Linked DNA regions of Mus musculus: regions 2, 3 and 4 are each linked to region 1. Evidence: chromatin loops called from intact Hi-C (ENCODE). Cell type or tissue: gastrocnemius. All regions are shown on one strand. Links, peaks and the distances in the headings refer to the core of each region. The heading gives the core; the rest is flanking DNA. Region 1 overlaps Slc9a8 (solute carrier family 9 (sodium/hydrogen exchanger), member 8). Region 2 has its middle 41 kb from the start of Ptgis. Region 3 overlaps B4galt5 (UDP-Gal:betaGlcNAc beta 1,4-galactosyltransferase, polypeptide 5). Region 4 holds the start of Gm52569 (a long non-coding RNA gene).

Evidence for each region. Hi-C counts contacts between places; a loop is a spot of excess contacts. Peaks named below come from ENCODE experiments on the same cell type or tissue, not always from the same donor. Only the 100,000 strongest peaks of a DNase experiment are listed, where the experiment ranks them.
Region 2: a loop joins it to region 1, with 2.4 times the contacts of the local background. A loop is called at or near these places in 11 of 42 quality-filtered maps.
Region 3: a loop joins it to region 1, with 2.2 times the contacts of the local background. A loop is called at or near these places in 9 of 42 quality-filtered maps.
Region 4: a loop joins it to region 1, with 4 times the contacts of the local background. A loop is called at or near these places in 8 of 42 quality-filtered maps.

What each region holds. Positions count from the first base shown.
Region 1 is chr2:167,460,078-167,467,718 of GRCm38, reverse strand. Slc9a8 (solute carrier family 9 (sodium/hydrogen exchanger), member 8) reads right to left here. Exons shown (of 17, transcript NM_148929.3): 11 at 2,262-2,378; 12 at 1-34. Among named protein-coding and RNA genes, the nearest start is that of Spata2, 29 kb to the left of the region's middle. In gastrocnemius, for the core only: a CTCF peak has its summit at 4,564 (motif pointing right); a DNase peak (open chromatin) is centred at 4,584; H3K27ac peaks cover 1,637 bases.
Region 2 is chr2:167,277,374-167,285,014 of GRCm38, reverse strand. No RefSeq gene overlaps it. Among named protein-coding and RNA genes, the nearest start is that of Ptgis, 41 kb to the right of the region's middle. In gastrocnemius, for the core only: CTCF peaks have their summits at 4,192 (motif pointing left) and 5,664 (motif pointing right); DNase peaks (open chromatin) are centred at 4,186 and 5,695.
Region 3 is chr2:167,294,482-167,302,075 of GRCm38, reverse strand. B4galt5 (UDP-Gal:betaGlcNAc beta 1,4-galactosyltransferase, polypeptide 5) reads left to right here. Exons shown (of 9, transcript NM_019835.2): 8 at 1-66; 9 at 593-3,632. The coding sequence ends at 740. Among named protein-coding and RNA genes, the nearest start is that of B4galt5, 51 kb to the left of the region's middle. In gastrocnemius, for the core only: no CTCF peak of the experiment used is centred there; DNase peaks (open chromatin) are centred at 1,984 and 2,575.
Region 4 is chr2:167,215,880-167,223,520 of GRCm38, reverse strand. It overlaps Ptgis (prostaglandin I2 (prostacyclin) synthase), which reads left to right. Exons shown (of 10, transcript NM_008968.4): 5 at 2,161-2,312. Gm52569 (a long non-coding RNA gene) reads right to left here and starts at 2,165. Exons shown (of 3, transcript XR_003954099.1): 1 at 2,022-2,165; 2 at 1,403-1,442; 3 at 76-334. In gastrocnemius, for the core only: CTCF peaks have their summits at 1,188 (motif pointing left) and 3,934 (motif pointing right); DNase peaks (open chromatin) are centred at 878, 1,159, 2,195 and 3,947; H3K27ac peaks cover 194 bases.

The sequences.
Region 1 (7,641 bases), core at 1,735-6,734:
ATGGAGAGGCCAAGAAATGCAAACACACACGTTTCTGAAAGAAACCAGAGAACAGGTTCCTCTTACAATTCAGTAGTAACTAAGCAAGCTTCCCTGAAACCACACCAACAGCCACACCGTGTCAGACTTTGTATGCAGTCTTTTGGGGCGAGGTGGGGAAGTGGATAGTTGAGATGGGGTCTTGCTATTTGACCAGGCAAGCCTTGAATGCAATGTGAGTGCTGAGACTGCTGGTGTGAGCCACCACAGCTGGCTTGCTTCCTTACTACCACACAGGCAATGGCCCTTGCTACTGAGAATTTCACAACGTGATGAGTTAACTGTCAGATACTGAGCAAATAACCAAGTCCCCACCACGCATTCCCTGAGCACTCATCAGTCAGGGTCAGACATTGTGAGCATGTGACTGTGGGGCCACATGACAGATGAGAAAGTGGGCACTGTAGTTAACTCCCCCCCCCCCAGTAGGTCCGAGAGGAAGCTAACTCACAGAGCTTGCAGGGAGGACCCATTTTCAGGCTTGGCTGCACTTGGTGTGCAAGCAATCACTTGTGTGTGCTGAAAACAGCACCTCCCAAGTCTAGGTTCCTGCCACGCATGGTTGGCACACGTCTTTAATCCCAAAACTTAGAAGGAAGCATCTGCATGTTTGTGAGTTCGAGGCCACCCTGGTCTATAAACCAAGTCCAGGATACCCAGGACCACACAGAGAAACCTTGTCTCAATAAATAAACAAATAAGACAAAAACAAACAAAGGAAACCAAAAAACAAAAGAAAGAAAGAAAGAAAGAAAGAAAGAAAGAAAGAAAGAAAGAAAGAAAGAAAGAAAGAAAGAAAGAAAACAACTTTCCAGGCTCCTGATTAAACTATGGGCCCCCAAAGAGCCCAAGCGCTAAGGAGATAGGGACTGCATTTTAAGATGTGCACGAGCTGGTGAGTTGTTAGCACGGCTCAGCAGGGTGGGTTCTTCAGTGGGGCCACAAGCAGCAGGTGCTTGGCCTTCCCCTCCGAGATGCCTTCTTATCTGATACTGTCTGATCCTCCAAGCCAGAGCACCTAGGCCGACTTCACCTTTCCCAGGAGCAAGAATGTGTGGTTAAGATGGGCGTGGTGGTGCACACCTTTAATCCCAGCCTTGAGAGGCAGAGGCAGGGGGATTTCTGAGTTTGAGGCCAGCCTGGTCTACAAAGTGAGTTCCAGGACAGCCAAGGCTACACAGAGAAACCCTGTCTTGAAAAAACAAAAAAAGAATGTGTGGTTAACTTAACCCAGCCTTTTAGGGTGGTCATAAAAGCTGCTTCTGGCAATGCAAGCTACATCAGAACGGCCTAGTGCACTGGCTGAACTTCTCTTGGAGGAGCTGTCAGGACAAAGCCCATGCCTGGTGAGTTTGACAGCAGGTGTGACGGAGTCTCAGGAGCTGCATGCATGTGCCCTGCATGTAAAGCTGGTCTGGGTGCAGACAGAAGCTGAGGAGTGTGCTGTTCTCTGTTGCCTGCCCTGAGGGGGTCAGGTCAGGTCAAAACCTTTAGCTGAGGCTTTCTGGTGAGAACTGTGTGGATCAAATGACTATGACACTAGAAGGCTGTCTTCTAGCTTGCTCCTTGGCAATGGGCTCCCTGGCTTCTCCTTACCCAGCCTCCCACAGCCAGCCCTGCCATCCTGGCTCCAAAGTGAAACAGGGCCCCTCAACACCAGGGGAGGCTGAGGTTGCAACTGAGGCCTCGTCTTGAGTGAGAGTGTGAGTGTCGGAATAGCTAGAGGTGGCACCTTCATTTCAGGTATGAGCAGGAATAGGGTCATAGCAAGATGGGGGAGGAAGCTCCAACTCTTGCTGCTTAACAGAAAGACCTCATGTTCAGCCTAGGGAACGCTGCTCTGGAGTTCCTTCCGTGCTAGGACACCTCCCTTACAAACTCACAGTGCCCCTAGCTGGAAAGCCTCGAACTCACAGAGATCTTGAAACTACCCTGAGAGTCCAGGACTTAGGGGCGAGGTCATCCACCCGGCCTCAGCATCATTTCCACATCAGACGTCTGCAATGTTCAACAGCATCTCTACTTCTGACCATAATCTACAACCATCAGATGTCCATTTCTTAGGTGTTTCACGTCTTTTATGGAATCACAAGTCCAGAGGAGCCAGCCCTGGAGGTAGGGGCACAGTAATGACCTGGGCTTGGGGGGCTCTGTGCCCTGCTGCCAAGAAGAATCCTAGCCTACACACAGAGAGGGCAGGAATCCCAGTTTGTGTGACTCACCACACAGGAAGGCCACAGTTCGGAGAGTCTGCTGCATGAGGATCTGGGTGACTGGGGAGAGGTTATGGTGTGTATAGTGTGACATCACGATGCCAGAAAACAGGATCGCCATGATGCCTGGAGAGAGAGGCAGAGGGCAGACATGACACCGAGCATAGGGACAGATGTGCAAATCAAACAACATCATCCCCAAATTCCCCAAACCCCAAATATATTAGGGCTTTAAGAAAATGGAAGGGGCTGGAAAGGCTGCTCTCCCAGAGGAACCATGTTTGTTGGTTTCCAGCACCCACAAGGCAGCTCTCTACTATATGTAACTAAATTCCAGAGGATTCTATATCCACTTCTGGCATCCAAGAGTGTCAGGTGTGCAGTATATAAGATATATATTCAGGCAAAGCACCCATACATGTAAAAAGGAAAGAAAAGGGTACAGAAAGAGACAGATGCAGCTTTCAGTTGGCACATTGTTTGCCTAGTATCCCCCTTAAGAACATAAGCCAGATGTGATGGCAAACACACTTGTAATGCCAGATGTCAGAAGATCAGAAGTTGGCTAACAGCAAGTTTGAAGCCAGCCTGGGCTACATGAAACTAACTGGGAGTGGAGGCAGACACACAGCTGTGAGGCCTTCCAGAAGTTGCAGAGAAATGGACATGCGGTTTCTCCTCAGCTGTAGTTGGTGCAGTCCCTATTCCCACAACAGTCAGAGGGATGGGAGATAAGTTGTGTGAACTGAACAGCACAGGACCAGGCTCAGTAGCTGTGAGCATCACTGGACATTTACCCTTAGCTTAAAGGTAAGAAGCTGGCATTGCATCTACATGTGAAAAGCCCCTAAACCTGGATGTAATGGGTAGGGCCATCTGATGGGCCTTTAAAATACACTGATTTTAATTTCCCTGTAGTCACCAATTACTGTTCTCAGGCATAGTGTGACTTGTTACCCAGGAAGGTAACTGACTGCTTCTTCCTGGGCTCATCTGTCTGTGTTCCCTGAGGACTGCTCCCCTCTCTGAGGCTCTACACAGGTTCTTTTTATCAGAGCCGCATCTGGGCAGAAGGAAGCTGAGGTTTTTTAAGCCACTGAACAAGATGCCAACATACATAAAACTGAAAATCCAACTTTTTGTTTGTTTGTTTGGTTGGTTTTGGTTTTGGTTTTTCGAGACAGGGTTTCTCTGTGTAGCCCTGGCTGTCCTGGAACTCACTTTGTAGACCAGGCTGGCCTCAAACTCAGAAATCCACCTGCCTCTGCCTCCCAAGTGCTGGGATTAAAGGCGTGCACCACCACACCCGGCTAAAATCCAATTTTATAAGCCAAGCTTTAATTCACTTCCATCATTTTGAAGAAACAGTTTCACTGGCCAACTGCACCTGTACAAAGGGAGTGTCACACACTAGCCTCTGAGCTGATCACATGCAAGGCCCTGCAAAACAGGCCACCTACTCTTTGAAATCCCCACAGGGCTCTGCTGTATACGTGGCAGAGGACTGGAATGTTCTCTATTTTATGGTCATAGCCAACCATAAAATGTTTCGTGATATGTTAATTATCTGACCATAAACCCATAACATGCACCTTTCCCATGATTGTAAAAATAACTGAAAAATTCTGGTTTTTTAGCTCTGGTTTCCGACACCATAACATTTGACTCCTAGCACTGACATGGTAGCTAAGAACCACACACAACTCCCAAGCACTTTGTGGCACACAATCATTCACAAAAAAATATGTCTACCCAGGCAGGGTAGCAAGCACCTTTAGTCCCAGCACTTGGGAGACAGGCAGGTAGATCTGTGATGAGTTTCAGGTCAGAGCTACATAATACAGACTCTATTCTCCAAACACAAAACAAACTTTAAAAAAAAAAAATCTAAAAAAAAAAAAAGAATGACAGCAGACAAATGTGCAGCTCTGGTAAGACATGTTTAGCATGTTCAAGGCCCTGGCTGGAGCCCCAGGCCTGATGCCCAGTACTGTACAGCAACCACCAGCAAGAAGCACCCATGGACCAGGAGGGAGGATGTAGTCGGGAGTGGTCTTGGGCTTAAGTCTAAGAACCACCAACATCCTTCTCATCTTGATGCAGTGTTAACCAGAGAGGATCCCAGGCTACAATGCTGTCACCAGCCAGACTACCACTGCAGCCACCCTACAAAGAGAGATGCTGCTACGACTGGCAGGAGGGTCTATAAATACTTGTTCCCGAGACCAAAGCCTCAGGAAGCAACTTAGCTTGACACTGAAGTGTGGAAATTCCTGAGGTCTGTCCCAGGACAGCACTGCTCAAATCCAGCAGGGGGCAGTGTGGCCAAAGGGCTCTAGGTGTCCAAGGTGCACTGGCCAGGGGGTAGGAAGACCAAGAACACTCGGTATAGTGATGGCTCTTTGTTAGGCCGCTGCAGCCCTGCTGGACAGGTCCAGCTTCACTTCTGAGAAGATAGGAATTTGTTTCTTACCCAAAATCTTTAAACTTCTGAGAGTGACCGATGCAAACGGTCCATTCCCTGTGGACAAGCGCACGGATGCTGAGTCTGACTGTGCGCTTGACTCTGAATGCTGGAATGACCCAGAGGTACTTCACCATGGGCCAAGGTCTGGGGCTACAGGAGAGTTCAGATGAGCACTCCAAGGGATTCCTCGGGAGTCTGCCCACGAAGCCCCTCCACACACAGGCCACCCCACCCTGACACTCAGATTCACCTACTGTAACCACCACCTGTACACAGACATCAAACGGAGGGAATGGGGCTACAAGGGCTCACTGTTGGGAGGATACATGGATTAGATAAAACACAAAAAATACCATAATTTAAAAAAAAAATCTTTTTGAATTTTATATGCCCATGATCTGCTGGAAAAGCAGATAGAACTGAACTTTTTTGTTTGGTTGGTTGGTTTTGTTTTCTCCGTGTAGCCCTGGCTGTCCTGGAACTCACAGAGATCCTCCTGTCTCTGCCTCCCAAAGGCGTGGTCTCCCCTCACTGCTCACCCCAGCAGAACTAGTCACTGTCAAACACTCAGCAGTTCCTAACAAAGTAAAACTGGTATATCACCTAACCTAGTAACCTCACTAAGTAGTCACCCACATAAAACATTTGTGAATGTTCACAGGCCAAAGGTAGAAAAGTCTCATCAGCCCTGGGACGGAGACACCCTGGGACAGTGAGATGGTAGTGCTTCCTGCCACCTGTCAGAATCAGGTACTTTAATCATTGTGTGTCACATGACTTTTAGTGACATCTAGAAATAACCACTAATAATGTAGCTCATGGTGACCAAAGAAGACACAGTATGGGGCAAGGCCTCCTCTACACCCAGCCAGGTGCACACACCTGTCACAGACACAACTCAACAGAACGCCATACACAGATGACCGTAGGGATGTTGGCCTCACTGCAGTTTAAAGGAGAAGCCTCTCCATGGCAGAGGCCAGCCTATGTGGTGCTTCTCCTCCTCAACAGGTCCCTACGCAGCCCTTACCTGAGGGTGAGGAACTGGTGTCAAGAAGAGCCCTCCCCATTCAGCTGTCCCTGCACATGGGGACAAGGCACGAGGCTTGCTCTGGATCTGCACAGAGCCTCCACATCCAGCCTCATAACTTGACAAAGTGTCACAGGATCCATACCACTTGGGGCAAAAAGCTAACAGGAAGGGCCTACTGACTGAGCCCAAAGCATGAAAGGTCCTAGGAGCCAGTGCTTGGTGGGCAGCTCTTCCTCCTACAGCTGGGGCCACCTCTCTAGAACATCCAAGGTATCTGCAGCTGGGAGCCCAGGAAGCCAGGGTTTGAATCTTACAACCTCTCTATCTGCCTAACAACTTTGAATAAGGAGTCAGCCGGGTGCCCAGTCCAGGGGGTGTCGAGGTTAAGCCTGTGTGGTAGCCAGGTGAGGGGCACATGTCTGCCATCTCAGCCAAGGAGACAGAGGCAGGGGATTTCAAGCTCAAAGCTAGCCTTGGTTACCTAGTGAAACTCCCATCTTGTAAAATCAAAACACACAACGCATTTTAGTGTCTAAGAAGCACCCGCTATAAACCAGGCAGTGGTACCACACACTTTTAATCCCAGCACTTGGGAGGCAGAGGCAGGCAGATTTCTGAGTTCCAGGCCAGCCTGGGCTACACAGAGAAACCCTGTCTCAAAAACAAAACAAAACAAAAACAAAACCCAAAAAAACCAAAATAACAAACCACACAAATAAAAAGAAGCCCCATGTCATGGTTTGTATATTCTTGGATCAGGGAGTGGCACCATTTGTAGGTGTGGCCTTGTTGGAATAGGTGTGTCACTGTATGTGTGGGCGTAAGACCCTTTACCCTAGGTTCCTGGAAGTCAGTCTTCCACTAGCAGCCTTTGGATGAAGACAAAGAACTCTCAGCTCCTCCTGCGCCATGCCTGCCTAGATGCAGCCATGCTCCCACCTTGATGATAATGGACTGAACCTCTGAATTTGTAAGCCAGCCCCAATTAAATGTTGCTTTTATAAGAGTTGCCTTGGTCATGGTGTCTGTTCACAGCAGTAAAACCCTAACTAAGACACCCCACCCCGCTATAGTATGTAGCAACTCTATTTTGCTGCAGTGTGTGGTTTCCTTGCTGGAGGGAGATGGGTTAAGCAGGCTCTGAACATCAGCTCAGGAGTCGGTACATTACTGTTCCAATTCCAGCTGGGACAGCAGCACGTGTGTCCTTGTTTTGTTTCTGTGCTGTGTCCACTGTTTGTACACATCCATGAGTGTCCACACATGCACAAGTGTGTGCACGCGCACGTGCAAGTGGAGGTTGGAGGTTGACAGCAGGTGTCCTCCTCTATTGGTCTCATTTTTTGTTTGTTTTTGGAGTTTTTTTTGTTTTTGTTTTTTGAGACAGGGTTTCTCTGTGTAGCCCTGGCTGTCCTGGAACTCACTCTGTAGACCAGGCTGGCCTCGGACTCAGAAATTCGCCTGCCTCTGCCCCCCAAGTGCTGGGATTAAAGGCGTGCGCCACCACTGCCCAGCTTATTGATCTCATTTTTAAGGCAAGGTCTCTCACTGAACCTGTAGTTGAATTCTGCTAGACTGGCTGGCCAGCCATCCTCCTGTCTCAGCACCTAGTACTGGGATTATGGACACAGGCGTGCCCCACACTCAGCTTTTTCCTGAGCAGTGTGGTCCAGGCTCACTCTTCCTACTCTCGGTCTTTGCTTTACCACAGAGCTGTCTTTCTAGCCGCTGCCTTTAAAGAAGATCGCATTTATCTACTTATCTGTCTGTCGTGTGTGTGTGTGTGTGTGTGTGTGTGTGTGTGTGTGTGTGTGTGTGTGAGAGAGAGAGAGAGAGAGAGAGAGAGAGACGGCACAGATTTTGGACTTGCTTCTCACCCTTCACTATGG
Region 2 (7,641 bases), core at 1,162-6,161, 180 kb after region 1:
GCACGCAGGTCCACCCTTGTGGGTCTTCCTGGGTCGCCTCTCTGACTGCTTCCTGGGTCCTGACAAACCGGTTCTCATATCTTTGAGGGCCCTGGGACCGAGGGCCCGATGACCCGTTTTTTGGCACATCAGTTGATTGACTATCAGGTGGGGGAAGGATTTTGCCCTTTATATCCCTCACAGAGCGACACTGGTCAGCTCTATGATAACCCTTGCCACACTTAGAGCAAAGAGTGAGAGTCCCCCCCTGTTTATCTGGAGCTCTGTAATCTTTCTTAAAATGCCCAGGCTTTTTGCAATTAAAACATGTCCTCTGATCATTTCTGCTCATGGAGCGGTTCTGAGATTGGAGGATGGCGGCCGCTAAGCCTGCATTGGTGAGAGGTCCCCCAAGCTCTCGACAGACCCTGAGCCAGTCTTGTAAGCCTTTGTTCTTTCTTGGGGCTATGGCCGCTCGGCACTCCTTTGTGGCTTGCTCATAGATTAGCTGTTCTACCAGAGGCGCGGCTTGCTCTGAATCTCCAAAAATACGCTCTGCTGCCTCTGTCATTTTGGCCACAAAATCTGAGAAGGACTCCTGAGGTCCCTGGACAACTTTTGTTAATTGACCAGTGGTTTCACCTGCTCGGGAGAGCGCCTTCCAGGCCCTAATAGCCGTGGAGGAAACTTGGGCATAAGCTCCCCAATGGTAGTTTGTTTGATCAGCAGAATAAGCTTCCTGACCCGTTAACAAGTCAAAAGTCCAATCTCTCTGCTCTGGAGTCAAAGCAGCTGCGTTTGTTCGGGCCTGCGCTTGTGCAGTTTCATGTCAAAGAGCTCTCCATTTCATATATTTGCCCATACTAGGGAGAGCGGCTTTTACAACCGTTTGCCAGTCGGCAGGAGTTAGTGCCATGTCGGCAAGCCTGTCTAACTGCACCAAGGTAAAATTAGCATTGGTTCCATATTTACGGACCGACTCGGCAAGCTCTTTAATCTGTAAGTATTCTACCGGAGCGTGGACACGCCCACCCTCGGCTCCTTTAAAGACTGGAAATGCCTGTTGTATTTTCCTTTGTTCCTCTCTGGGAATGAATGAGTCTGCGCACTGCCTCTCTGTGCATTGTCTCTCTGCGCAGGGCTGACGCACTACGCAGGGCGGGGGCTCCGCATAGGGCGGACCTTGAAGCCGACTGCCCTGAGGCCAATCAGCAAACTGGCCTTCGCCAGCCGCTTTTGTCCTTAACTGATTAGCTAGTACTTTACCTGGCTGGTACCCTTTTTTCTCATAATGAGCTGCTTTTTCCTCCCAGTCTGTTTCTTCAGAGGAGAATTCATCATCTGATTCAGAGCTACCAAGAGCTGGCTCCCCGAGCCCATCCAGCGATGAGCACAGGCTCCTTTTCCTAGAGACCTCCGCTAATTGATCTTTCTTCTTTTCCCTTTTTCCTCTTTTTTTTTTAATCTCTCTCCAGGTATTCCTACCTAACCTTAACTTTTCCTCGGGTTCAAGACCCTTGGAAAGGCCTGTATACTTATTTTGTGTACCATATTTTCTCTTTGTTCTTACTCTCTCTCCCCACTTTACTTCTGATAGCTTGTCCTGAATTTTCTCTAGAATTTTTAGCCCTATCTTAATCACTTGATAACATGTGAAAAGGAACAAAAGGGCTCCTAACACCAGAAAAAATTCAAGGCCAAACATATTCCACTTTACTTTTGATAGACTGTCTTGAATTTCCTTAGAAAGTTTAAGACCAGACTTACCTCGTAAAGCTGTACTCACTGGTACTCTCGTTCCCCAGCTGAAAAGTTCTGAATTCATACAGTTGAATCCTTCTTAACAGTCTGCTTTACGGGAACCTTTATTACCGCGACCCGCAGTTCTGGTTCTGGAATGAGGGATCTTTCTTGCACCGGTGATGGTAAACTCTCGTCCCGGGTTTCGGCACCAATTGTTATTAACGCGTTCTCACGCCCGGCCAGGAAGAACACAGCAAACCAGAATCTTCTGCGGCAAAACTTTATTGCTTACATCTTCAGGAGCAAGAGTGTAAGAAGCAAGAGAGAGAGAAAACGAAACCCCGTCCCTATTAAGGAGAATTATCCTTTGCCTAGGACGTGTCACTCCCTGATTGGCTGTAGCCCATCGGCCGAGTTGACGTCACGGGGAAGGCAGAGCACATGGAGTGGAGAACCACCCTCGGCACATGCGCAGATTATTTGTTTACCACTTAGAACACAGCTGTCAGCGCCATCTTGTAACGGCGAATGTGGGCGCGGCTCCCAACAACTGTCTATAGAATAAACTGCTGTCTACAGAATAACACTGTCTATAGAATAAACAGCTGTCTACAGAATAACACTGTCTATAGAATAAACAGCTGTCTACAGAATAACACTGTCTATAGAATAACACTGTCTATAGAATAACACTGTCTATAGAATAACACTGTCTATAGAATAACACTGTCTATAGAATAAACAGCTGTCTATAGAATAAACAGCTGTCTATAGAATAACACTGTCTATAGAATAAACAGCTGTCTACAGAATAACACTGTCTATAGAATAACACTGTCTATAGAATAAACAGCTGTCTATAGAATAAACAGCTCTTTATAGAATAACACTGTCTATAGAATAAACACTGTCTATAGAATAACACTGTCTATAGAATAACACTGTCTATAGAATAAACAGCTGTCTATAGAATAACACTGTCTATAGAATAACACTGTCTATAGAATAACACTGTCTATAGAATAACACTCTCTATAGAATAAACAGCTGTCTATAGAATAAACAGCTGTCTATAGAATAACACTGTCTATAGAATAAACTCCTTTGGAGGACATTCAAAACTTTCCAAACTAGGGCTGGAGAGATGACTCAGGAGGTAAGAGCACTGACTGCTCTTCTAGAGGTCCTGAGTTCAATTCCCAGCAACCACATGGTGGCTCACAACCATCTGTAATGGGAGCCAATACCCTTTACTGGTGTGTGTCTGAAGACAGCTACAGTGTACTCATATAAATAAAACAAATAGATAAATAAATCTTTTTAAAAGAAACCCTTTCTGAACTGTTCCCAAGTTGGGGGCTCGCTGTTCCCCCAGAAGATAAGCAAGTAATTCATACAGAAGTAGGAAAGGGGCCACTGCGGGTCTCAGCTTTGTTACTGTTTCTCAAACAGTGTGACCATAAGCAGCTGGCAGGGAGGGGCTCATTTCCCTATCTCAGCATTAGCTGTATATCCTGCAAACGAGGACTTGTGCTCATCAAGGTGAATGGACGTCCCCTGGAGATGATGGAGCCGCGCACGCTGTGGTACAAGTTACTGGAGCCTGTCTTGCTTCTGGGCAAGGAGCGATTTGCTGGCGTCAATATCCGGGTCCATGTGAAGGGTGGTGGTCGTGTGGCCCAAATTTATGCTAGCCGACAGTCCATCTCAAAAGCCCTGATGGCTTATTACCAAAAATATGTGGATGAAGCCTCTAAGAAGGAGATCAAAGATATCCTCATCCAATACGATCCGACCCTGCTTGTAGCTGACCCGAATCCAAAAAGTGTGGAGGTCCTGGTGCCTGTGCCTGATACCAGAAATCCTACCAATAAGCCCACCTCAAGGATCAGAGTTTACCTTTGTAATAAACATCCTAGGATTTAAAAAGGGGAGAGAGAGAGAGAGAGAGAGAGAGAGAGAGAGAGAGAGAGAGAGAAGAGAGAGGGCAAAGGTCTTGAGGCAGATCCTGCACCAGCACATATGAGGGGCAGGCACAAGGGGGCCAGAGCATCTGCCTCAGAGCTAAGGAAGGGTGATGGGCTAAGGAAATGGGAAAAACCTCCTATAGGCCGTGCAGCGATCCCAAAGTGTGCCCAGTGTAGGGTAGGACATGGGCAAAATGGAAGCTGGCACAGCTTTGACTCTCAGTGCCACGCCTTGCCGGCAAGGTGGTTGCTGCAGGCTTGCTTTGTCTGGCTGAGACTCCTGCTGTTGGTGGATCCTCTCTGCCTGTGATCTCTCAACAATATTAGGATATGGTTATGATGGGCTCTGTGTGAGAAAAGAGACATGCCACAGGCCTGAATTAGCAGACCATGGTTGCTCTAACATCCTGCCACGAATGGTGGAGCCTCCCAAGACCCTCAAACACCGACAGTTGCTCAGGGCTGAGGCCGGTCTTGCATTTGGGGCTGGCGCCACCTGGCGGCCGCAGAAGACATTGCTGCAATCTGGAGGGCACCGAAGCGCGATTGATTCGTGGTGATGTTAGAGCAGGTTTGGCCGTTTTCACATGGGTTCTGGGGTTACGCTCAATTTGTCAGGCTAGCATGGCGAGTCCCCTATCTGCTAAGCCATTTCACCAACCCAATCTTGCCCTTGATGCAAAGCCTCTCACCTGGCCCCGAAACTCAGGCGAGGTGAGCCTGGATGGCCAGCATGGGATTACTGGTGCACACCACCAAGGGTGGCTTTTCTCACGTGTGCCAGGAACTGAACTCAGGGCCCTGTGCTTCTGTGCTGAGTGAGCCGTCTCTCCAGCTCCCTCTCTTCTGAGATTGGTGCGCATGTCACAGATGTCACTTTAGCACCCTCGGGTGCCTCTGATTCCCTATGTCAGCTGACTGGGGCATCACAGGTGTGGTCTCTGCCGTGCTGTGCCGCAGGATCACCAAGTGCACACGGTTCCTAGCTTCTGCCCTCACCCATCTCCTCTTGGTGAACAGCTCCCTGAGGACACTGCTGTTCCTGATGTCACCACTGTCCCCTCAGGCAGCACACAGAACAGTGACTGCCGAACAGTAGGAGCCCTGCAAAAGTTTGTTCTGTACTTGGGTAAATGAATGTGCAGCTCAGTGCAGTGGCGTGAAGAGACCGATTCCTCTCTTACACCATGGACCCTATTCCACTCCTAATAAACAGGCGATCTCTTTGAGCCTTACTGTAATAGGCGCTGTTCCCACCTGGCATGGTAGCGCACACCTTTAATCCCAGCACTTGGGAGGCAGAGGCAGGCGGATTTCTGAATTCAAGGCCAGCCTGGTCTACAGAGTAAGACACAGAGTACACAGAGAAACCCTGTCTTGAAAAAACGAAAACAACAACAACAAAAAAAAATAAATAAAAAGCATTGCTCCCATTGTGGCTGGGAAGGTGACTCAGTGGTTAAAAGAACTTCTTGTTCTTCCAGAGGATCTGAATTTGATTCATTGAGCTCAGGAGACCAGGGGGTCCACTACCTTCTTGCTTTCAAGGGCATCTTCACACATGTGGCACAAGTGCGCGCACACACACACACACACACACACACACACACAGATATTAAAAATTTCCCTCTCATGTTCTGAGAATTGAAATATATAGTAGCCTATGTGTACTCCCAGGAAAGCCCAGGCTCAGCACATAGTGGGTTCTCAACAAATGTGTATGGTTGACCAGGCTCTAGGACAATGGTTCTGACTACTGTCAGGACAAACAGTAGGTGCTTAACAAAGGCAGTTTCTTACCTTAGTCATCATGCCCCACCCCCCTTCTTCTCTAGTTCTAATCCCTGCAGGGGAGAGCTGTGTTCAGCCTGGTTGCTCCTCCCATAAACACAGTAGGTGCTCATTAAATACTGGTGTTGAGGGTGTTCTGCCAAGCACTCAGAGAGGCTCAGATCCAGACTGTCGTTCTGCATGGTGGCCAGCAGGGGGAGCCTGGAGCCTGGGGTTCCGCGTTGGCTGCAGGGACCCACAACCCAGAGTGAGCTTCTGCCTACCTCTGGTACCCAGGTACTCTCCTTATGCTCTCCTCGGATCACCTGACCTGGGTGAGTGGGCTCTATTGGACCCTTTTCCTGCACAGAACACTCACTCCTCCCCACAAATATTGCTCCCTGAAGTCTTCACCGTGCTAAGGCGACCCATGGCCATCCGTGCTAGTCAAAGGTGGTGGGCACGGCTGGACAAGGCTGTTCACTAGCCAGAGGTAACACTTTCCCACCATTGCATGGCAGGGATGTGGAGGCGGGTCCCATGCCTCGGGACAAGAGTGACTGTCTTGAACATCTGTGCCTGCCCCACAAAGGAAAAGAGGTGCCATCTGTGACTAAAAGAGGGCGCTGTAGGGCTTAACCGTGGGCTGAAATGGCCATCTTCGTGGCACCGTTATGGAAATGGCCGCTCTGAGGAACATCCCTGCAGGCTCCAGCTGCTGGCCTGTCCTCTGCCAGAGCCCTGCCCGAGGCTGGTCCAGAGGGAGCCCAGAATGCCACCAAGCGATAAACTGTGCCCTATACAGATTCTGAGCTGCTGCAAGAAACTCCTCTGGCCTCAAGTGGCTACAGGTTAAATCCTTGGCTTATCTGAGGCCTCCAAACCCTGTACGTCCACCAGAACCTTGTGCAGGCTCAGGGTAGGGTGGGGTGGGGAATCCTGGGATAGAGCTGTCCTGGAACTCACTCTGTAGACCAGGCTGGCCTCCAACTCAGAAATCTGCCTACCTCTGCTTCCCAAGTACTGGGATTAAAAGGTCCGCCCAGGCCCAGATGGAGACCCCTTGAGGCAGGATATACAGCTGGTGCTCAGGCAGGCTCCGGAGCCTTCATGTCTGTTGGAGGCTCCATTTCTTTACTTTATTTGTGTCTCTTTTGTACAGCAAAGCATTCTCTGCACCGCCAACTCTTTCCTGGGCAGGGCTTGGAAACCCATTTCACATGGGCAATAATTTTAGGGACAAGGAAGGGCTGAAATTACAGGCCATTCTGCCACCCACTCCCGCTGGGACAACGCACAGGGCCAGCTCAGAATTTCCTGAAGCTGGGATGTTTCCTGTGCCAGGAGGATGAAGCGTCCTGCGCTGAGTGTACTCAGGACAAGGACATACGGGTCCTAAACGGTGTCTGTGGCCTCAAAGGGTGATGACCAACAAATCAACTCCCTGCCACCTGGACTCAGAATCACCCAGAGTTATCCCAGGTCAGCTGTTCCAGAGAGAGCACCCCAAAATTGTGGCTTGGCCCCAGTGCAACAATGGATATATATGGTTTTGTTTGTTTGCTTTGTTTTGTTTTCTGGGGTTAAAGAAGGATTTTTTTTTTTAAAGCATTCCTCGGGCTGGAGAGATGGCTCAGCAGTTTAGAGCACTGACTGCTCTTCCAGAGGTCCTGAGTTCAATTCCCAGCAACCACATGGTGGCTCACAACCATCTGTAATGGGGTCCAATACACTCTTCTGGTGTGTGTCTGAAGACAGCTACGGTATACTCATATAAATAAAAATAAATAAGTCTTTTTAAAAAAAAAAGCATTCCTCGGGGCTGGAGATATGGCTCAGCGGTTAAGAGCACTGACTGTTCTTCCAGAGGTCCTGAGTTCAAATCCCAGCAACCACATGGTGACTCACAACCATCCGTAATGAGATCTGATGCCCTCTTCTGGAGTGTCTGTAGACAGCTACTTACATATGATAAATAAATTAAAAAAAAAAAAAAGCATTCCTCACACGAGGGGTCGCGGAGACATGGGGAGTAGGGGGGTCATCACTCCCAGGGCAAGCAAGCCACCGCTACAGCCTATCTCACCCTGCACCCACCTGATGAAGTTTTGTGGGTGGTGTACAGCAAGGCGATGAAGACCCGGTCCTTGTGCCAGAGTTGAGCGGATAGCCGGAATGCACA
Region 3 (7,594 bases), core at 1-5,000, 160 kb after region 1:
AGGGGACACAGGAAAATACAAGTCCATTCCTCACCACCATCGAGGAGAGGTCCAGTTTCTTGGCAGGTTGGTGCTGTTTATTGGTCCTCAGGGTGGCTGGTAGCTGATTTCTCCCCTCAGCTTTCTCAGCCAGCCCATTCTGTTGCTTTTGTCATTTGCGGCCGTGTCTATGCTTGGCTTGGCCTCCAGCTCTCCATCCTCCTGCCGTTGACCCCTCACTGCTGAAATTGCTGCGTGCACCAGCTCTGCCACAGTGTGTGGCGGGCACCATGGGTGTGCATCTGTCCTGATGAGCCAGGGTAGACATTTTAGGTGACCATTGGTGAGATAGAGTTGAGGTCACCTTCTGCTAACCCCTGTGCTGTAAAGGTATCTACAAGGGAGTGGTAGGGCTCTAAGCCTGACTTCTTTCTGCCCCTCCTCTGTAATCTCCGGAGCTCCCCAGTTCTGACCTGGGATTCGTCTCTGGAGCCTCCGTTTCCTTGGGCCTCAGAGGCATTAGATGAGATGCTGGAAGACGGGTCCAGGCATCTGCCCTGGACTTGTAAAGCTGGGCGTCAGCTCTCCTCCCTCTCTGTCCTCGGCTCCCCAGGTACGCTCTGCTGAGGAAGTCAAAGGAGCGGCAAGGACTGGATGGCCTCAACAACCTGAACTACTCTGCGAATGTCACGTACGACGCCTTGTATAAAAACATAACTGTCAACTTGACACCCGAGCTGGCTCAGGTGACTGAGTACTGAGATGCGAAGAGAAGCCGCACTCACCTACCCACCGCTCCCTTGGACGGGCTGCGACCCGCCATCCTGGGGGTCAACACAGGAGGACAGAAGAGAGTGGAGCACAGGACCATAGGGGTTCCAGAAAACTGTCACAGAGCACACGCACAAAGGCCTTCGCTGTAGGGCCCAACAGGGACAGGAGACTTGAGGACACCTGTCATCAGCACTGGTGTCTATTCCACAAGACAGATGTCTGCCCTGCCACTCCCTTCCGTCCGTCCCTGTCCGTCCCCCCCCCCCCACCGCCCCCAGGTCCTGTCTCAGCTGCAACCCATAGAACTGCAGGGCCAGGCTAGGTGCCCCTTGGATAGATGGGTGGCCAAGCCCCCTGGCCTGAAGGCCCGTCTCTGCATCTCTACAGTTCTCTTTGGTTTTCATTTTTCATTTGGCTTAGTTTAGGGGTTTTTGTTTGTTTGGGTTTTTTTGTTTTGTTTTGTTTTGTTTTGTTTTGGTTTTGGTTTGTTTGTGGGGTTTTGGGGTTGTTTTTTTTTTTGGTGGTTTTTTTTTTTTTTTTTTTTAAAGAAAAATTTTCTGCTTTGGGTGGGGACTGAGGACAGAGGGGAGGGACTTGGTGTGATAGACATATAACAGTCACTTCTTGAAGAAGTGCAGTTGTAAATAAGCCATGTAAAATGCCTTTTTAAAGTTTAATTTTATAGCTGGCTCCACATCAAAGTGAGGGCCTCATATGTTAGATCACCTTGGGTGGCAAACACCCCAGTTCCCACGCAGTTGAGTGTCATCACCCAAGTCCCTGTCATCTAGGAAGGAAGTGGATGCAGGGTGGAACAAAGAACCTCCGGTCACTGTAGCCCCTCTTCTCTGCTCTGCCCCTCCTTTCCTGTCCCCTCCTTTAGCCCCTTCCCCCAAGGACTTCCTCCTGGAGACTCAGCCCCTAAGCTGGAACTGCTGTTAGGGGCACAGTGCTCTCCCCTCTTACAGACCCAGCGGAGCCAGCTGGGATGTGCAGGGGAGGGGAGGCAAAGGCCCAGGGCACAGGCTTATCACTCCAGTATGGATGGCGGGAGCTAGAGACCAGGAGATATGAGGCCAGTGTGAGCTGTGTCACAAGTTCCAGGTCAGCCTGTGCTGTGTAGCACAGTCCAGCTCCCTACACCTCCTCACACACACAGTGGCTGCTGGGTGACCGTTCCCTTTTTTCTTTGGAACTTGGCCACAGTTTCTCTGGGCTGTGCCTGCATGACCAGCTGGCTTCAGTGATTTCTCCGTTTCCCTCTTTAGTTTCTAGGAAGCCACTGTGCTGTGCTAAGAAGCAGTTGGTCAGGAGGGCTCAGCCCAGGAGCAGGTGGCCCTGGGGTGCATGTCAGCCAGGGGCCAGTCAGCCCAGCAGTCTCCCCTGCTCCCTGACATGAGTTCCTAAAGGGCACTGAAAAGGGCACCTCCTTCCTGTGTCTGCCTCCACTGCACCCCCAGTCCCTAAAGCAGGGATCGTGTGTGGTGAGGAACGCTCTCTTCTGGCCTCAAGCTCTTTGCCTCTTTGCCTTCAGCACCCTTGATGTTCATGGTTTACATGGGTGGGGGTGGGATGTAGATATGTGGGGGTGGGGTTTTGCATCACACAGTTGGTTCTGAGGACAGATGATCCCCACAGACTGTGGGAGTGATTGGCCAGGCCTTGTTTTTTCTTGTGTTTTGTTCTTTTTGTAGACTAGTGTGGTAACTAGGGAACAGATGGCACTGCAGAGTGCTTCCCGCTCATATGAGAGAGCAGGTGTCTGCCCTTGAGAGCTGGTGAGCCGCGTCATCTGTTTGCGCTGGGCAAGGAGCTGCACCGCTGCGTTGACCTGCCTTGTCTTACGGTACACACAGCAATAAAGCCTGGGTTCCGCCCGGTCTCCACCCTCCCTCCGCCTCCCTTGGTTAGTTTCACAGTGCTGGCAATGAAGCCCGTGGCCCACCACGCTAGGCGAGTGCTCTGCCACTGAGTCACGGCCCAGCCCTCTCTCCCTCATTCTTCTGTTTCCATACCAAAGGCCAGGAGTGCTTCACTGTGCTGGAGCCATGGTGTCCTTTGGAGGGACAACGGTGCACGCGGCATGTATCCTGGCTGAAGCGCTGCAATCTTACACTAGCCACAGGGTACTGTTTTGAGCCAAAGGCTGATACTTAATTGAAGAGGGAAAATGCAGATTTGGGGACAAAGGTCTTTTTACTGCTCAAGTAGGGTCGCTTCTGTCCTGTTGCAATCATGTCCAAGTTTGTTTTTAGTGTGGACTTTTGTGGGCACTGTCTGTCATTGGCCACCCAGTCACGTACCGAGTGGGCAGTGTCACAGCCAAAGCTACCACTGAGCCACAGCGTAGGTCATTGCTTGAAAAAAATGACAGTGACAATGGAGTGTGACCTTGGTGTACTGTGGCAGCCCAGATGACTGAGTGCTACAGACGAGTGACCCTTAGATGACCTCCTCAACTGCCTGCCTTGTGTGTGCGCGCAAGGCCCCTCTCTGCACAGGGGTTCTTCGGGGGAGGGGGTATTTGCAAAACCTTAATTTTGTTAAAATGGGGGACTCTGTCAGGGGACTCTGTCATCGCTTCCCTTCCTCAGAGGACAGCACAGAGCCGCGGCGTACACACTGACGTACCCACCACCAACAGATTGAGGCACTGACGCAGCCAGCTTAGCCCAGCATTACTGTCTCTGTTGTGAGCTTGCTCTTTGTTTTAAAAGGTGCCAGGGGTACATTTTTGCACTGAAACCTAAAGATGTTTTAAAAACACTTTTCACAGAAATAGTCCTTGTCATTACATTGTTCACTCATGTGTTTGTACATTTTTGTATGTTAATTTATGAATGATTTTTTCAGTAAAAAATACATATTCAATAACCAAACCTTGGTAGTCGTCTCTCTGTCTAGCTGCCTCTCAGGGTGGTTTCCCTTCCTCTGTAGAACACCACACACTGGCGACACCAGGGAATGAAGATCTGGCTCCAGAACATTCTCGGTGGGCAGTCCTGGGTTCTTTCTGCCAGAACATTCTCGGTGGGCAGTCCTGGGTTCTTTCTGCCAGATCCTGCTCGTGTTGTAATCACAAACTGTTAGGAATTGAAGGCTTGTCATTCCCGGTGTGTGTGCATTTTGACTTATTTTCCCATCTCGTAGCCCAGGCTGGCCCTAACTTGTTCTGTGTGTGTACTTGAGGATGGTCGTGAACTTCTGGTAGCTATGTACCACCAAGCTCAGTTTGTGTGGTGCTGGGATTAGCGTCCAGGCCTCCGTGCTTGTTCGCCAGCTCTCATCAACAGAGCCCCAGCTCTGCTGTCTTGTCTGTCTGTCCGTCATCCTTCCCTCCCTCCCTTCCATGGTTGAGGCCCACAAAGGCCAGAAGAGAGCTCTTGCTCACCTGGACCTAGAGTTAACGAGCCACCATGGTGGTGGTGGGAATTGAATTCAGATTCTCCTTCGCTAGAGTAGTCCGTGCTCATAACCACCGAGCTCTCTCCACCCATCCCACCTCCTCATCCCCCAGTATTCTCTTTACCTGCATCTAGTCACTGCCGACAAGAGAAGGGACCACTCTCAGTCCATAGAATGTTCTGGGAAAGAAGGCTGCTGGCTGGTCCTTACTTGGTCAAAGTGGAGGCCATGTGGGGTAGAGCTGGAGACCCGGGAAAGGGAAGATGTGTGCTCACAGCACCAAAGTGCAGGCAAAACTCAGCAGGACCCGTGGGACCGGGAAGGAGGCTGGGCACATACTAAGAAAGATGGAGTTGGGGCTGTATATGGTGGGATTTCACAGTTTCTAGGGACGTCGCCCACTGGGGGGCAAGAGTGAAGAGCAAAGATGTCAGGGTGGTAAGGAGTGATGGAAGAAGAGGCCAGGGTGGGACCCCAGGCCTGGGGGGTGGGGAAGTCCTTGGGAGCTGCCATCTTCCCCGCTTTGTGTGGTACCATCTTCTGTATTGTGTTTAAGGGGCTGAAGACCACCAAGCAAAAATAGCAGGTGGGAAGTTGTAATCTGGCGAGGGCATCAGGGAAAGAGCCATTTTGGCCTGGAGGATCAGTTCCTGGAGGAGGGGGGAGGAGGTGCTGAGAACAGGACTCAGAGGGTTAGGGGTTACAGAAGACAAGATGCTTGGGTCTGGGTGGGGTCTGTGGGACGGACAGCAGGAAGCATGGAGCTGTGCTGCATCCCGGAAGAAGTGCGGCTGCAGGGGACACAGGGAAAGTTGGGCATTCTCAAGAATCATTGAGGGGCTGGTGAGATGGCTCAGTGGGTAAGAGCACCCGACTGCTCTTCCAAAGGTCAGGAGTTCAAATCCCAGCAACCACATGGTGGCTCACAACCATCCGTAACAAGATCTGACTCCCTCTTCTGGAGTGTCTGAAGACAGCTACAGTGTACTTACATATAATAAATAAATAAATCTTTAAAAAAAAAAAAAAAAAAGAATCATTGAATACAGTTCAAAAGTGACACCGGATGAAGGATGGAAAATGGAGATGGGCAGTGGGTATCACAGGTACTGCGATCCAGGGAAGGTGGCAGGAAGACCCAGGGGTGCTGGCCCTGGGGAGATAGCTGAGCACAGCAGAGGGGGTCTCAACGCCAGTGGGAGGGGAGTCACCCTCCTGATAGATGTGACAGTCTGTAGAGCATGCTGTGAAGATGTCTCCATCCCTGGAGTCACCTTCTCCGGAGAACTGTATCTCATCTCAATGGTTCACTCAACCTTCACCTGAGTCTCCTGTGGGACCCAGGGTGGGGCCTTGTTATGGGTGTTTGACAGCCTTTGCCACTAAGTGCCAACCTGAGAAGTCACTACACTTGAGTGACTCAGATGGGACCTAAGGAGGCTGCTTTGAGGTCAGAAAGTGAGCTGTGAAGTATTGCCCGGAGCTGAAACCCTATCAGGGGCTACCCGGCTGCTCTTCATTGTGTGCACTTAAAAGCTTTGCCAGGCATAGTCTAAAAGTAATTTGTTCTAAAAGCAATAAGTGAGTTTTTGTTTGCTTGGGGGTGGGGGGGGTGGATCCCCCCAATAGTTTGCCTACATATTTGCATGTGGTGGAATAAATTTAGGATGTGTAAAATGCCCTGTGACTGGTCCATTGTCTTAGCATTCTACAGCTGCTTTCTGTAGGGCCAAGTGTCACCTTCCCTGAGAGTCCTGTGTGACCAGCAGGCTAGGGCACCACTCTGCCCCTCTCTGCTCCATTTTGCTTCTCACACAGGAACAAACCGCTGCGAGGCCTCCTAACACACCAAAGCATAGTCTGGCCACCAGGTTCTCCCAGCATCCTCCACCCCCTACTCGATAGTGGGTCCTCCTGGCCAGCATACCCTAAACTTCTCCAGCTAGGGGCTGGGCTTCTCTTCCTTCAGCATCCCTGATTCCTACATTACCTACACGTTTTGGTTACTTGATCCTTTTTGCCCTTTGGGATTAAAGCCTTGCGCCACCACTGCCCGACACAAATCCTTCTTTAAGCTCTTTGTCCAAGCAATGAGGCAAGTGATGTTCTTTTTTGTTTGCTTGGTTTTTGAGACAGGGTTTCTCTTTTCTCTGTATAGGCCTGGCTGTCCTGGAACTCACTTTGTAGACCAGGCTGACCTCAAACTCAGAAATCTGCTGGGATTAAGGGCGTGCTCCACCACGCCCAGCGCAAGTGATGTTCTTAAAAATGCTTATTTAAAAGCATTTAGGCTGGGGCAGTGGTGGCACCTTTAATTGCAGCAATCAGGAGGCAGAGGCAGGTGGATCTCTGAGTTCCAGACCAGCCTGGTCTACAGAGTGAGTTCCAGGACAGAGAGGGCTACACAGGAAATCCTGGCTCTGTCTCCAAAACCAAACCAAACCAAACTAACACAAAAATAAGAGAGAAGGGAGGGAGGGAGGGAAGGGAGGGAGGGAGAGAGAGAGAGAGTGAGTTAGTTCAGACCATCCTCAGCTACATACATAGCAAATTCAAGGTCAGCCCAAATTCTTTGGGTCACAGAGATCCTGTCTCAAAAATTAAAATGAACAAGGAGGCATGGAATAAGGGGGGAGGGGTGAAACCCCACGTTTGAGCCTTTGCTGCGCATGCGTGAGGCTCCATCCGCAGCACGGAAGAAAGGAAGGAGAGGGAAAGGAAAAGAAGCGAATTCTCAGCAAACCTGGTCAAGACAGAACACAGGAAGAGCTGGACTGGGGAAAGACAGGAGTCATAATCGCAAGCCCTTCTCGGAATTCGTGAAACACGCATCACGAGTGTGTAAGAGCTGCAGGGAGCAGAGACTGCTGGGAAGCCCGCCCCCTGGGGCACATTCTATGGGGAGCAGACAGACTGCTCAGGGCCTCGGAGCCACAGGGGAGGTTTGAAGCGGGCAGAGGCAGCGAAGTTCCCAGTGTGCTCAGACCCACATCCCAGGCACTTGGGAGATTGAGCTGGAAGGCTGGTGGTTCAAGGCTTGACTGTGTCACTGAATGAATGAGTTCAAAAGACCGTCGGGGGTTGGGGGGGGGGCGGGGGTAGCTCAGTGTGAGACACTAGGTTCAAGCCGTATACTGTAAATAAAATTAACCGAGGTCTAGAAGAAATAGTAAGGACAACAGGTGTGTGAAGGGACAGACGTGGACCAGAGAGAGTGGCAGAGGAGGGAAGGCAGGAGAGGGAGGCAAACAGCACTGAGGGGTGGTAGGGGCTCTTGCAGGGCCACATGGGCCATGGCTAGAGGCTGGAGCCCACTGCAGGTCTTGCCTGGGGAGACTGTGAGCCTTGGAGAGGAACAAATGACAGCTCATGCCTTAGAGCAGCCCAGAGCAGCCAGTGGGGCAGTGGGAAAGGCACCAGCATGGAACTGCACCCT
Region 4 (7,641 bases), core at 843-5,842, 240 kb after region 1:
GCCCTCCCCTCATTGAGAAAATGCCTTACAGCTGAATCTCATGAAGGCATTTCCTCAAAGGAGGCTCCTTTCTCTGTGATAACTCCAGCTTGTGTCATGTTGACACACAAAACCAGCCAGCACAGTCCTCTAGCTGAGCATCACAGCATCTGTGCTGTGGCTTAGACTCTGGCTAGCAGTGCTGCTTGGGAGACTCACCAGGGAGCTCGACCTGAGGTCGGACCTCATAACTGTAGTAAAAACAGTGCAGCAAAGTGCAGCTTCTTCAGCTGTGCAGCGTCTTCAATGGTCCCACAGGAAACAGCAGGGGCCACAGCAGGTGCGTTCCTGATGCCTGAGAAGGCAGAGACCCAGAAATGGGGCATCTGGGGGCTTTCAGCCACAGGGCTATGGGGCGCCGGCTGTGCCAAGACTTTAGTGAGGAAACATCACGGGCAAGGCCCTGGTGTGGGAAGAAGCCAGGGTGGCGAGAGCAAAGCTGGGAAGTGGCAGAGGAGAGAGCAGGTAGAGATGTCTGCAGAAGTCGGCCTCTCAGCCCGGAGGAAGGCTTTGGAATGTAGGCTCAGCTGGATGGTGACTTTAGGGACTTACGAAGGGGCCCCAATGCAATCTAGTTTATGTTTCTATGTAGAGGACATCTGTAGGTGAGAACCAGGCAGGGGCACCAACTATCTGTGAGTCGTAGTGATAGCCTGGACCCTAAGAGGGCAAGAATACACGGTTGGCAGGACCTACTGAAGGCTTTTATCAGGTGAGGATGTATAGGGTCTACGGAAGGGAGGTAGGGGGCCTTAGGAAAGGGCTGGTTGTCACCAGCATAGGCGTCCCGCGGGGCCTGGGCCTGGCCTGAGTTCCTGCCTCTACCTTTGTGCTGGGACACTGCAGTTACCTGAACTAGGAAAGTATGTAACATTCAGAAAGGCAGATAGGAGGTGACAGTCCATATGACCCAATATGTCCTGTGGTGGCCCTCCCTCAAAGTGGCGTCCTAAGCTCCACTCTGGCCTCCTTGGCTCTCTGGCAACTCACTTCACCCTGAGCAGAGGGCTCCTTTCCAGGGCCCAGGTAGTTGGGTTTCCTCCCGGGAAAGCTTGCTACATAGTCTCTAGGCCACTAACTCCACCTTCTGGGAGCTGTGGGTTTTCTGTCAGCTCCGTTTTAGTTTATGGCACAGAGTGCCACCTACTGGCCACCTGGATCCATGTACGCTGGTAGGGGAGCTGACTATTATAAGTGCGTCCCCACGTCTGCCCAGAGTTAGAAGAGGGGAAGAAAGGAATCTTTCAGGCTGAGGATGAGGTACAGGGAAGGAAGGCTGAGCTTGGCCTCTGAGCCCTAACTGTTCCTAGGGGAAGCGGGTTTCTTGTTAGCCCAGAGGAGAGAGCAGGAGTGAGTCTCCTACCTTGAGGGTTCGTTTCCAGGGGCACAGACACTGGGCTGGGCTGGAGAGGGAAGTGGGGTGCAGGTGGGTTGTGATGGTGGCCTGCATGGCTCTTGGTAGACAGGCTTGTGATGGCTTGTCACCAGAGTCCTCAGGAGTGTGTTCTATTTGTATATCCATCTTTCCAGTCACCCTACCACCCACACACCCCATCCACATCCACCCACTCTCATCCATTCATCTACCCATCCATCCACCCCCCACCCCCTTCACATCTCTGCATCCACCCATTTATCCACCCACCCATCCACACCTCTGCATCCATCCATGTATCTACCCACTCAGCCACTTACTACTGCTCCACAGACTTAGCTACCCACCACCAGTGACCTAACATTCATTGCGGGCCTACTGTGGCATGCACATTGTGGGTGTGGTGCCGGGTGGGGACTGTGCATGCTTCTCTCAGTCTCTCCCCCCTCCTTCCTGTTTCTCCCTCTCCCTGCTTGGAAAACCCTCTCCTGGGAGACCTGTGACTGGGGGAGCTTAGGAAGGTGTAGTGTTCTGCTCCATTCTGTTGCTGTGATAAAACACTCTGACTAAAGACAACTTGGGAAACAAAGGGTTTAGTTCATCTTACATTTTCAGGTCAGAGTCCATCCCCGAAGGAAATAGGCTTGGTAGGAACAAAAGAGGCAGGGTAGGAACTGAAGAAGGGAACCTGAGGCGGGGTAGGAACAAAAGAAAGTCAGGACCTGACTCGTTGCTGTCCCCCACAGCGCCGGCTACCTGACCCTATATGGAGTGGAGGCCTCACCACGCACCCATGAGAGTCAGGCCCAAGATCGTGTCCACTCAGCGGATGTTTTCCATACCTTCCGCCAGCTGGATCTGCTGCTCCCCAAACTGGCTCGAGGCTCCTTGTCAGCGGGTAAGCACCATGAGGTCACTGCAGAAATGGGTGCTTGTTAGTGGCATTTTAATAACTGTGTTACAGTTTTCCTCTTACCCGGCTAGCTCCCAAATAATTGAGATTGGATCGTTATATTTAGTTAACACGCTTTAAAGGCACAACAACTGAGCAGTTACCACTCTGTTTTAGTCTTTTATGCTGATCTGGCTACCTCCCTACCCAAATCCCCAAGATGGCTTTCTATCTCTTTCCTGGGCTGCATCCCCTCCCCTGGTTGGCAAGAAGTCCCGCCCTATTCTCTCCCCTGCTCAGTCATTGGCTATTAAGCTCTCTTTATTGACATATCAGGGAACAATTGGGAAGCTGGTGTTTACATAAGATTGAGACAGGAGATTCTCTGAATAAGGATTGCAACCAGATACAAGGGAGACAGAAATGAGCGTTTGAATCTTCACACAGTGCACAAGAACATTTTGCCCATAGGTGGTGGGTCCTGTGCACAGAAGACTGAATGGTCTTTCCTGTAAGAAGCAACAATAACCAGGCGTGGTAGTGCACACCTTTAGTGTCATCACAGAGGCAGATAGATCTCTGTGAATTTGAGGCCAGTCTGGTTTACATAACCAACTCCAGGGCAGCCAAGACTACATAGTGAGACGCTATCTCAAACAACCAAAAATTAACTAATTAATTAGCTAATAGAAAGAAAAGGAGTGAAAACTGTGTGATAAACCATCCAAGGAAAACACTCAAGATGGAAGGATGTGTTTTGGCTCCTGGTTTCAGAGGTTTCGATCCACAGCCACTTGACTCCATTGCTGTGGGCCTGTGCTGTACCTGAACACAGTGGGGGTGGGAGCACTCAGTAGGAGCACTCAGCAGAGGAGGCTGCCTACCTCACGGCAGCCTGGAAGTGGAGAAAGCTGGAAGAAGGGTCTGGTGATATTACACACCCTTCAAAGGCACATACCCACGATCTGCTACCTCCCCCCCCCGCCGCCCCCCCCCAGCCGTACACCCACCCATCTGGCCATTAGCCCATCTATGAGGCTAATTTCCTCACAACCCAGCTGTCTCCCCATAATGCCACCAGCTGGGAACCAAGCCTTCAGTATGTGAGCCTGTTGGGGACGCATTTCACATCCAGACCATCACAGTCCATTTGGATTCAGAGCTCTTGAGGACACTGAACCCTAGGGCTGTGACCTGTCTTCCTGTTGGTTTGCCAGCCTGCTGGGCAGAGGCTGTAGCTTCCTTCCTCTTGTCACATCACTGTCAGAGACAAGCATCAACCCGGAGGGCAGGAATGGGCATCAGGCATCTCGCTCACCTCTCCGCCTAGCATGTTGAGCTCTCCTTTGGCTTCTCCAGCCTCTGCAGGCCCTCTCTGGGCTTTCACTCTCTAATGTAGTTGGGGGGGGGGGTCCGGGGCTCCCACAGGTGAAATCACTTGTCACAGGAGCAGCAGGCAGGTGGTAGAATAGGCTATGTGCACACTTTGTCTGCTTGAGAAACCCAGTGTGCTAAACATATGTCCCATCCCAGCACCAGTTGGTTCTCCAGAAAATGTTTCTTCAACTCTCCCTCCTTCCATGGGATACAGAGGGTAGATCCATGAAAGGCTGTTTCCTAGTGTGAGCAGCAGGTGGCAGTGTTGGACAGTTGCTCTCAGGCAGACTCAAGCAGTTCCCAGACCTGGTGGGTGCGGTATGCCCGGGAGACCAAGTGGCGGAAACCCTACCAAAATATCAAATCAGATCGTTTTCTCCCATGGTCTCTCTTCCAGGAAATGACCCCACAGACACACTCATATACAGTGATAGATACTCATGGCCACACTGTGACCACAGAGCTAAAACTGACCCGTGCCAGAATAGGGGCTGATTAAATTGCTGACGCACTGTGTGAGAGCATTGTATGAGAAGAGCCCCCCAAACCTGTGGAAGAGAAGGGGATGAAATCCATGATGATCAAGGTGGGGGGCGTTGGCCAGAGCCTTCCACCTCAATCCAGATGTGGTAGCGATGTGCTTGAATTTTTGCCTTTAAGAAATGAGATGAAGCAAAGAGAAGCTGAATTCTTACAGCACACCAAGTGTGAAGGCTTAGGTTACTGCTTCTGCCTCCTCCTCCTCCTCCTCCTCCTCCTCCTCCTTCTCTTCCTCCTCCTGTTCTCTTCCTCCCTTTCATTGTCTGTCTGTCTGTCTGTGGTTTACTCATATGTGTTATGTGCACTTTCTTTTTTTTTTAATTTTATTTATTATTATATCTAAGTACACTGTAGCTGTCTTTAGACACACCAGAAGAGGGCGTCAGATCCCATTACAGATGGTTGTGAGCCACCATGTGGTTGCTGGGATTTGAACTCAGGATCTTTGGAAGAGCAGTCAGTGCTCTTAACCACTGAGCCATCTCTCTAACCCTTATATGCACTTTCAATCCTCCTGCCTCCACTATTGCTAAGATCACAGTTGTACAGCCACACCTGGCTTTCTTTCTCTTAGTGTTTCCTGTGTACATGTGAAATTCTCCATCTTTTCAAGTATATTTCAAATATAAAAATGTATCCGTGTTGCCCAAAACATACACATGAAAAGAAAGTTGGCCCTCTAAGGCCTTGAGAGTCCTGAGGGTTTGTATGCTTTATTTGAATACTTTTGGGGGGGGCAAAGGGGGCTAAGAGATAATCTTGCTGTGTAGGCCAGGATAGCTGGGAACTCACTATATAGCCCAGGCTGGCCTCAAACTGGTGATTTTCTTATCTCTGCCTGCTGAGTGTTGGGATTACAGTTGTGTGCTTCAGTTTACTCACCCAACAGGACACATTTACAGTAAGAGTCACAGTGTGACCAAGATTCTAATGGCCCCGAGGTAACACACCAGACATTTACAGGTCATCTCTACCAAGCTATCTCTGAGCTCAGAGGGGCATTCAGGACAAGATTTGAGTGTACAGGGGTGAAGGCCTTGCTCCGTGGATAAGGAAGTGACTGTGGCCCAGAGATGGCCAGGCCTCAGTCAGACCCATGCAACATGGGCTTCTGCGACCTCTGTGTCTGGGTCACTCCCTCTGTCCTCTGGACACAGGGTTGGGTCAGACCGCCCTGTGGTGCTTTTTAGTTGTTATGAAAAACCATGATCTGGAAAAGGGCTCGTGAGTAAAGTGTTGGATGCCGGGCACGAGGGACTGTCATGAGGGACTGTCTGGACCCCAGCCCCTAGGGGAGAGTTGAGTATGGTGCCTATAACCCTAGCGCTGGGGAGTGGGGTGGGTCCTTTGAGGTTCCCTGTGGGTCAATGTGGCTAAAAAGGCAAGTTGTAGGTTCAGTGAGAGACCCTGGCTCGAAAAACAAGGTGGGAAGCAATAGAGCAGCAGTTCTTACCCTGTGAGCGCGAGTCACATGACCCTTTCACAGAGGTCACCTAAGACATCAGAAAACACAGATACTTACATTATGAGTCATAACAGTAGCAAATTTACAGCAATTAAGTAGCAATGAAACACTTTTATGATTGGGGGTCACAACATGAGGAACTGTACTATAGGGTACTGAAGGGTCACAGCGTTAGGGAGGGTGAGAACCTCTGCAATAGAGGAGAATACATGCATACATGTACACAGGCACACAAGCACACATGCACACAGGTACACAGGCACACAGGCACACATATACACATGCACACAGGCACACATACACACATGCACATAGGCACACATACACACATGCACACAGGCACACATGTACACATTCACACAGGCACACATACACCCATGCACACAGGCACACATGTACACAGGCACACAGGCACACATGTACACATGCACACAGGCACACATGTACACATGCACACAGGCACACATGTACACAGGCACACATGCACACATGCATACAGTCACACATACACACATGCACACAGGTACAAATGCACACATGCACATATGCACACATGCACACAGGCACACATACACACAGATGCACATGCACACAGGCACACATGTACACATGCACAAATGCACACATGCACATATGCATACATGCACACAGGCACACAGGTACACAGGCACACAGGCACACATGCAAACATACATACATGCACACATGTACACATGCACACAGGCACACATGCACAGAGGCACACATGCACAGAGGCACACATGTACACATGCACACAGGCACATATGTACACAGGCACACATGCACACAGGTACACAGGCACACAGGCACACATGCACACAGGTACATAGGCACACAGGCACACAGGTACAAATGCACACATGCACATATGCACACAGGCACAAAGGCGCACATGCACACAGGCACACATGTACACATGCACAAATGCACACATGCACAAAGGCGCACATGCACACAGGCACACATGTACACATGCACAAATGCACACATGCACATATGCATACATGCGCACAGGCACACATTGATGAACGCACCAACATACACATGTACCCACATACACACCATACACAACAAACAACATACTCATGCAGCCACAATGACTGCACGATGAGAGATTGCAATTGTAAGGTTGGGCCTCAGGGACAGCCAGATATTTCTGTGGCTGAGTTGAGACCTTTGCCTCTGGTCAGGGAACACTGGGGACATCTGAACCATTGCTGAGGTGATGCTGTGACCTCCTCCCTGTGTCCTTGTTGTTGTTTTTTTTAACTCCAGATGTTGATCTTGAATGGGGACTCTCATAGCCTGAGTGGGGCCTGTGCTCCCAGGACATGGGGAGCTCTCAAGAACCCGACACAGCTGGGCGTGGTGGCGCACGCCTTTAATCCCAGCACTTGGGAGGCAGAGGCAGGCGGATTTCTGAGTTGGAGGCCAACCTGCTCTACAAAGTGAATTCCAGGACAGTTTTTAAGTCAGTTGTATAGCCCTGTGTGGCTGGAAAAACAAACAAACAAACAAACAAACACCCGACACAGTGGGAGTCCTGGGAAAGTTTTGTCTCAGGTGAGCCCATGAGCTCAATACTTTAAATCTAGACTGCCACATGACTGGAAGTGGTATGAAGAAGTTGAACACATTTTCTCAAAATGTTGCCATCCAACTTCAAAAACAGTAAGTCGAGGCTAGGAAAAGGTCTGCAGAGTGTTGGCCACAGAGCCACGGGACCTGAGTTTCGATCCCAGTGCCTGTAACACCTAAGGGCTGTGTGTGTGGTGATGCACCTACAGTCCCAGCCCTGGGCTCTCTGTTTTTAAGTCAGTTGGCAGCATTTGCAGGCCACTGCAAGCAGCATTGCCCCGTAGGCAAAGATTCTCTCCCATACCTGCTCAGGTCTAGGCTGGTGTCCTTGAGGCAAAGCTTACCCCTTAGAGA